Regions from separate parts of the Homo sapiens genome. Here region 1 is linked to region 2. Evidence: chromatin contacts called from ENCODE Hi-C or POLR2A ChIA-PET data. All regions are on one chromosome and are shown on one strand. The core of a region is the stretch at or near the end of the contact, and the rest is flanking DNA. Distances in the headings are between cores, read along the strand shown.

Evidence for each region. A loop is a pair of places that touch in the nucleus more often than their neighbours do. ChIA-PET counts read pairs that join two places held with the same protein, here RNA polymerase II (POLR2A). Pooled maps may share reads with other maps.
Region 1: a pooled map shows a loop between it and region 2 (2.4-fold over the local background). The contact joins the promoter of RINT1 here to the enhancer-like site in region 2. A Hi-C loop is called at or near these places in 5 of 50 pooled maps. POLR2A ChIA-PET finds 5 or more read pairs at or near these places in 5 of 52 experiments (WTC11, activated B cell, activated CD4-positive, alpha-beta T cell and 1 more).

Annotation. Positions count from the first base shown.
Region 1 is chr7:105,530,611-105,534,535 of GRCh38, reverse strand. RINT1 (RAD50 interactor 1) reads right to left here and starts at 2,335. Exons shown (of 15, transcript NM_021930.6): 1 at 2,179-2,335; 2 at 1,667-1,712. The coding sequence starts at 2,220. It also overlaps the pseudogene LOC100131785. RefSeq lists enhancers at 1,563-2,139, 1,985-2,164, 2,255-2,554, 2,140-2,717, 3,005-3,054.
Region 2 is chr7:105,335,404-105,339,238 of GRCh38, reverse strand. The region is part of intron 2 of SRPK2 (SRSF protein kinase 2); the gene reads left to right. Among named protein-coding and RNA genes, the nearest start is that of SRPK2, 52 kb to the left of the region's middle. Within about 2 kb of position 1,562, at least 2 of the 41 ENCODE cell types and tissues checked have a DNase peak (open chromatin) inside an H3K27ac peak, as active enhancers do.

The DNA of each region.
Region 1 (3,925 bases), core at 1,086-3,585, 190 kb before region 2:
TACTATTATGTACAGAACTCACAATGCCTTTTTTAAATCTTAAATAAAACAAGTGATTTGTGTGGTGTATCTGCAGATAAATGGAGGCAGGAAATGTTTTGTGAATGCTAAAGTTGCTGTATCTTAGGGAGGAAATTCTACCTTCATTTTTTAAAAAAAATTACACCCACTGAGCACAGTGGCTCATGCCTATAATCCCAGCACTTTGGAAGGCCGAGGACGGTGGATTGCCTGAGGTCAGGAGTTCAAGACCAGCCTAACCAAAATGGTGAAACCCTGCCTCTACTAAAAATACAAAAATTAGCCGGGTGTTTGGCGGGCACCAGTAATCCCAGCTACTGAGGAGGCCGAGGCAGGGGAATTACTTGAACTCAGAGGCGGAGCTTGCAGTAAGGCGAGATCGCGCCACTGCACTCCAGCCTGAGAGACAGAGTGAGACTAAGTCTCAAAAAAAAAAAAAATTACACCCTTGATGTGTAACCATTCAAATGTGGCATAGTACATTCTTAGTGAAATGACATTCTTCAAAATGACACACCGGTGGTTTGGGAGGTTTTTATGTGTCTCCTTTTCTATTTTTTGTAAAGAGCACTCCTAACTGCAAAGCAGTTTGAGCTGTGGAAAGAGGAACAAGGTCAAAGTCCTTGATATGATAGTCTACATCTATTATTTTATTAAAATGACAGCTCAGTAGGCATCAGACTACTTTCCAGGCATCTGAATGAGGCAAAGGTGGAAAATGGAAAGGGAAGGGTTTAACTGAGAGATACAAGGCACTCTGAAATCCTTCAAGAAAAAGGAGCTGAGATGTGGCAGTTATGACAGTCATGTGCTATGGACTGCTCAGAGCCTTCTTTCTGAGGCAGATTCTATCAGCCGCTAATGTTAAGGGCAAATCTTACTCCTAAGGGCCATGTGCTAATGTGGGCACCGTTTTTCTTACTGCTACACATTCCCAACTGTTTGCCACAGTCAAAAGAACCAAAAATCCCAATAGCAGAGCTATCACATGCTTTTCCCCTTCCTCTCCCAAAAAATGTCACTTCAAAGGTCCCTAAAGAGCCCTTGATTTGCAATAACCTGCCATCAAAGTAAAATGGCAAAAGTCCACAACCCTGACATATACTCCCGTACTAGGGAGGAAATGGTGGTACTGACCTTTTCCCCCTTTCCTGTCCAGTCCAAGATCCAGAACCCAAGTTATCCGTTGTGCTCTTGCCAGAGCAATTTTAAATTGCCAATTTACTGAAGGTGAACTAAACAACTGTCATTTGCCTCCTTTGAACCCAATTAGGGTGGTGGTCGTCTGTCCTAGATCATGGGCCCCTCCAAATTCCTGATGCTTAGTAAGTTGATGTTTCATTAAAATGACAGGCAGGCCCCAATTATTCTGAGTACTGTATGATAGGCAGACTTCCAGCGAAAACACTCTAGTCCCTGTACTAGGTATGGATCGGGAAGTGCTCTTCTCCAAAGCATCCCATATTTTACAATTTTAGAAAGACAAAAATATGTGTATCATGGTCATCAGTATTACCATATAAGCATATTGTGCAGAAAACGGTACTGCATCTAAAAGATAGGCAAAGAACCTTTCTATATTGCAGACCCTGGAAGGCTGAGTTTGGGCGGGAAGAAAAAGCTAAGGTGTTTGGAGCTGGCTTACTTTTCTCCTCGAGGTTCTTCCTTTCGTCACCACTTTCAGAGCAGCACTAGAAGAAGAACAGATGTGACAAGCACATTAAGATTAAAGTCGTGGATGGAAAGCATACGGGGCTCCCAAAGGGCACCCACTGGAGGCAAGAGAGGTTCCAGACGCTCTCCCACTTTCTGAGCGACCAGGGCCGTCCGAATCAGGTACCTCAAAGTGCCACTGTCCTGGTGCCACCGCCACCTTCCCAGGAGGTGTGTGTCACCTCCGCAGGACCTGGAGTTACCTTGCCTGCTCACTAGAGCCACCTCCCTAGAGAAATCTGTCATCTCACCAGGGCCGCCAAAGCCACTTCACGGGGACTACCGCCTCCTCTAGGAGGTCTTACAAGGGCCTCTAATCTAAGCCGCAGGAAGCACCTTCACAAGCTTACAGGGCCACCGCACCGGGACTATCTCCCCCGGGAGGTCTGTGCCACCTCAATGGGCCACCAATGTCCCCTCCCAGGGACGCCAGGGCCGTCTCACCGGGGCTGCAGGAGAGGCGCCGATCTCGCCGGCTGGTAGCATCTCGCCTCCGCGCGAGTCCTCGGCTCCATTCGCAGCCAGCGTGGCCTGTGGAGTCTGGCTAAGGCCAGCGACACACTCACTACCCAGCCTCGGAGGCCGTAGGACTGAGTGCCACAGCGACTTCCTCTCGATGTCTCACTGGTTTCTTCCTCTCAGCCCAGAGAGGCCCTGCCCGTGCAGCCGCCGGCCGTGCTCTGTTCCTCCCCCTCCTGACCGGAGGTCGGAACGGCCACTCAGGAAGCGGGCACCCTCCCCTATGGAGCTCCAGAGAAGGGATTCGCTCACTCCACCGCGGTAAAAGTCCCCTCCACTTTATTGAAGCTCTTAATGATGGAACTTTAAGATATCCCTCTCCCAACGCCTTAAATTCAATATGAATAATTTAAATTTATATTTTAGGCAATATCCAGATGTTCTGAGAGTGTGGGGGGCTTGTTGACTAGGAGCTTCGGTGCAGGGTTATTTGGTTCGAATATTTAGTTGGGGGTTTCCAATGAATGTCAGTATCTTTAGATATTTCTTTTAACGTTGGTCAGAGTCCCTAGAGATGAGCTTCTGATTTCCTGCCTAGAGGGTGTAGAGGTGGTTATAAGCGTTCTGGGAGCTGAATGAAGAGAACAGAGCATCTAACATGTGTTTCGCCCAAAACCCTGTCTTTTACCAGGGAGGAGGAAAGGGAGCTACCTAGCAGCAAGGGTTGTGTAGAGGACCTGTGGACTTGACAGCCTCTTAAACAAACTAACACGGAAGGAGTACCATAGAGACCATAACAAACAAGGGGGGGGGAAAGCAACCCTCAGAGGAAAAAGAAACCACACGGTGAGAAGAAAAATCAAATACATGTGCACAGAGATATATAATCGAGCTACAAATTACTATTGCAAGCATAAAACAAGGATGGCTGGGCGCTGTGGCTCACGCCTGTAATCCCAGCACTTTGGGAGGCCGAGGCAGGCAGATTACGAGGTCAGGAGATCGAGACCATCCTGGCTAACATGGTGAAACCCCGTCTCTACTAAAAATACAAAAAATTAGCCAGGCGTGGTGGTGGGCGCCTGTAGTCCCAGCTACTCAGGAGGCTGAGGCAGGAGAATGGCGTGAACCCGGGAGGTGGAGCGTGCAGTGAGCAGAGACCGCACCACTGCACTCTAGCCTGGACGACAGAGCAAGACTCCGTCTCATTTAAAAAAAAAAAAAAAAACAAGGATACTATTTTTTAAATTACCTATTATGGGAACATAATCGTATATATTTATAGTGTACATGTGTGTTTGTTTTTTTTTTGCTCAGGCTGGGGTGCAATGGCGTTATCTCTGCTCGCAGCAACCTCCGCCTCCCAGGTTCAAGCGATTCGCCTGCCTCAGCCTCCCAAGTAGCTGGGATTACAGGCATGCACCACCACGCCCGTCTAATTTTGTATTTTTAGTAGAGACGATGTTTCTCCATGTTAGTCAGGCTGGTCTCGAACTCCCGGCCTCGGGTGAACTGCCCGCCTTGGCGTACCAAAGTGCTGGGATTACAGGTGTGAGCCACTGCGCCCGGCCTTTTTTTCTGGGGCGGGGCGGGGGACGGGTAAAGAAATTTTAATGAGGATTCAAGGTTTGTAGGGAAGACACAGAGGACCGGCGCTCAGCCCCAGCCTCCTCACGTGTACATGGCTCCATGGAGGTTCTCCAGTCGGTTCTGCTGCTGCTGCTGTTTTCGA
Region 2 (3,835 bases), core at 313-2,812:
GGGCATAGAACTTTGAATAGTTTACAGTGATGTTTCAGAATTATACATAAAATATGAAATTATTCATCTTTGCTTTAGAACAAATTTCTGTGACTTAATTAACGCAAGAATGGATCAAAGGCGCGTACTTGAATATCTGTCCTTTCAAAACTTTGTAAAATACAAATAGACACTTTCTCAAAATTATTGAAAAAATTAGTTTTAATAGTTAATGTCATAACTATTATTATTCCTTTCAAAATCAGGGACAATATTGAGTTGACTGCTCTCCCTTTTTGTTGTGTAGTATTATGGTATTTAGTAGTGTTAGTGCAATCAGACAAAAACACCCCAAACAGGTTAGAAAGAAGCAAAACTTATTATTTTCAGGTGGTATTATCTTTTTGAAAAATCCAAGATTCTAATTTGAGAACTATTATAACCAAAAAGGGTCAAAATAAACAGTTCCAAACTACAGGAAAAAAGTGAAATATTTCAACAATAATTTATTGGATATATACAATGAAAATCATCCTATTTACAACAGGATTCAAAAATTATTTCTCTTTCATAATTAAGAAAATTTAACCCCTGATAAAAGTGATTTGAACAGGCCACTTAATTACAACAGAATACTAGCCTTTAAGGTCAGTGCTTTTAGCTTGAGACCCTTAGGTTGGACTTTCATATTATCTTAAAAATCTGCGGGGCACAGTGGCTTATGCCTGTAATCCCAGGACTTTAGGAGGCTGAGTGGATCACCTGAGGTGGATCCACCTGAGGTCAGGAGTTTGAAATCAGTGTGGCCAAGATAGTGAAACCCCGACTCCACTAAAATTACAAAAAAATCAGTCAGCCGTGGTGGTGCTGGTGGCCTGCGCCTGTAATCCCAGCTGCTCGGAAGGCTGAGGCAGGAGAATCGCTTGAGCTGGGGATGTGGAGGTTGCAGTGAGCGGAGATCATGCTACTGCAGCCTGGGAGACTGTCTCAAAAACAAAAAACAAAACAAAACAAAAAAACTTGTAACAATTTTTACTAAATTTATTTAAAGATGGTAAAGTTTCTACTCACCTTTTATTTTTGCCTTGTAATAATTTCAAATTAGTACTTTATCTTAAAACATTTTATTTTCAGGGTTTTGGTTCTAGGAGTTACATTGAAAAAGTTTTTTTTTTTTTTAATATTCTTTCTTTTTTAAAGTTTTTTTTAATTATAGGAAACTTCAGACTTAGAAACTGAGCTGATAGCATATGAAACCCCTAAGTACTTGGCACCTAAATTTAACAATCATTAAGATTTTGTTCCATTTTTTTTCTTTTTTGCAACTGTATTTAAAAGCAGTTGGCATATTATTGTTATATCTCTTGCATATTATTTCTCCCTTACATATTTCTATATACATCACTGTCTTAGTTGACCCGGGCTGCCATAACAAAATACCATAGACTGGGTGGCTTAAAACAACAGACATTTCTTTCTCACAGTGCTAGAGGCCGAAAGTCTGAGATCAGGCTGCCAGCATGGTCAGGTTCCAGGAGGGCCCTGTTCTTGGCTTGCAGATGCCTTCTGTCTCACTGTGCCATCGCGCTTAGGAGAGTTAGGGAGCAAGCTGTCTGGTGTCTCTCTTTATATAATCCTATCATGAGGCCAGTGGTGGTGGCTCATGCCTGTAATCCTAGCACTTTGGGAGGCTGAGGTGGGTGGATCACCTGAGGTCAGGAGTTTGAGACCAGCCTGGCCAACATGGTGAAACCCTGTCTCTACTAAAAATAAAAAAATTAGCTGGGCTTGGTGGCAGGCGCCTGTAATGCTGGCTACTCGGGAAGCTGAGGCAGGAGAATCGCTTGAACCGGGGAAGCAGAGTTTGCAGTGAGCTAAGATTGTGCCATTGCACTCCAGCCTGGGCAACAGAGCAAGACTCCATCTCAAAAAAAAAAAAAAATCCCTTCATGAGCCTCACTATCATTGATGCCTTCCTCTAACCCTAATTACCTGCCAAAGGCCCCACCTTCAGATATCACACTGGGGGTTAAGGCTTCAACATACGAATTTTGGGGGGACACAATTCAGCCCACAGCAATCATGCATTTATTACATAATCATAATGCATTATCACAATCAACAAAATTAACATAATTTTTCTGGTGTCATCTAAAAATCAAGGCATGGGTGGCTCATGCCTGTAATCCCAGCTCTTTGGGAGGCCGAGGTGGGTGGCTCACTTGAGGTCAGGAGTTCGAGACTAGCCTGGCCAACATAGTGAAACCCCATCTCTACTAAAATTACAAATATTAGCTAGGTGTGGTGGCGGGTGCCTGTAATCCCAGCTACTTGGGAGGCTGAGGCAGGAGAATTGCTTGAACCTGGAGTCAGAGGTTGCAGTGAGCCAAAATGGCACCATTGCACTCCAGCCTGGGCAACAGAGCGAGACCCTGTCTCAAAAAAACAAAAAACAGAAACTCAATCCATGTTCACATTTCCACAGTTACTGTAGGGAATGCCTTTTTACAGTTGATTTATTAGAATTGGGAACTCAGAGTGTTAAATTTGTTATGCTTTTAAAATCTGGAAGTAGTTTTAAAAGTAGTTCAGTAAGACAACAGACTCTTTCCTCAATGTGTAGTATGAAAAAGGAATTTAGAGGAGAGATTGCTATAGAGTAAAATTTACTTAAGACGTATAACAACAAATGTAATGAGAACTTTTTTTTTGGTTTTCAGTCCTAAGAAATCAACTGTAAAAAGATGGTAATACCCTAAATTCTATATAACTCCAATATTCTGAAAAACTGGTACATATACATGTTTGAGTTGTAAATTTAAAAATAACATCTTGAAAGTATTTTCATTAAAGGTTTTATATTTCTAATAAATTATAATGGTATTTTAAAACAGTCCCAACACACTAAAGAAAAATTTGAGTGAAGATACTGTCAAAAGTCAAGCCACCATTTTGTGAGGTAACTTTACAGACTTTTCCAAAGCAGAATTTATCATAGTAGTTTAGTAAAACGTTGTAAAGAAAAGAACATTACTTTTTTTCTCTGTGTTTTCTATTAACTGTAGTGAATATTTGATGTGAAATGCCATTCAAATATGAATTTAACCAGTAGGTGGCAACAAATCAATATCCAAATTTATTTTTAAGAAAAGTTCAAGAAAAATACTATAAATTGTAAATAAGATAACATTTGATTTTTTTCATAAATAAACATTTTGTGCTTTTGGCTTTAGTAAATGTTATTTAATTTGAAAATTTGGTATATATTTTATTTTTATACGATAAGCAAAGTTTTTTTTTTTTTAGATGGAGTTTTGCTCTAGTTGCCCAGGCTGGAATGCAATGGCATGACCTCGGCTCACCGCAACCTCTGCCTCCCAGCTTCAAGCAATTCTCCTGCCTCAGCCTCCTGAGTAGCTGGGATTACAGGTGCCTGCCACCACGCTTGGCTAATTTTTTGTTTTTTTTAGTAGAGTCGGGGTTTCTCCATGTTGGTCAGCCTGGTCTTGAACTCCCGACCTCAGGTGATTTGCCTGCCTCAGCCTCCCAAAGTGCTGGGATTACAGATGTGAGCCACTGCGCCCGGCTGCTTTTTTTTTTTTTTTTTTAAAAGATGGTCTTGTTCTGTCACCCGGGCTGGAGTGCAGTGGCACCATCTCACTGCAACCTCCACCTCCTGGGCTCAGTCGAGCCTCCCACCTCAGCATCTCCAGTAGTTGGAACTAGAGACAGACAACACCATGACCAATTTTGAAAATGTTTTGTAGAAATGAGGTCTCACTGTATTTCCCAGGCTGGTCTGGAACTCCTAGGCTCATCCAGTTCTCCTGCTTCTGTCTCCCAAAGTGCTGGGATT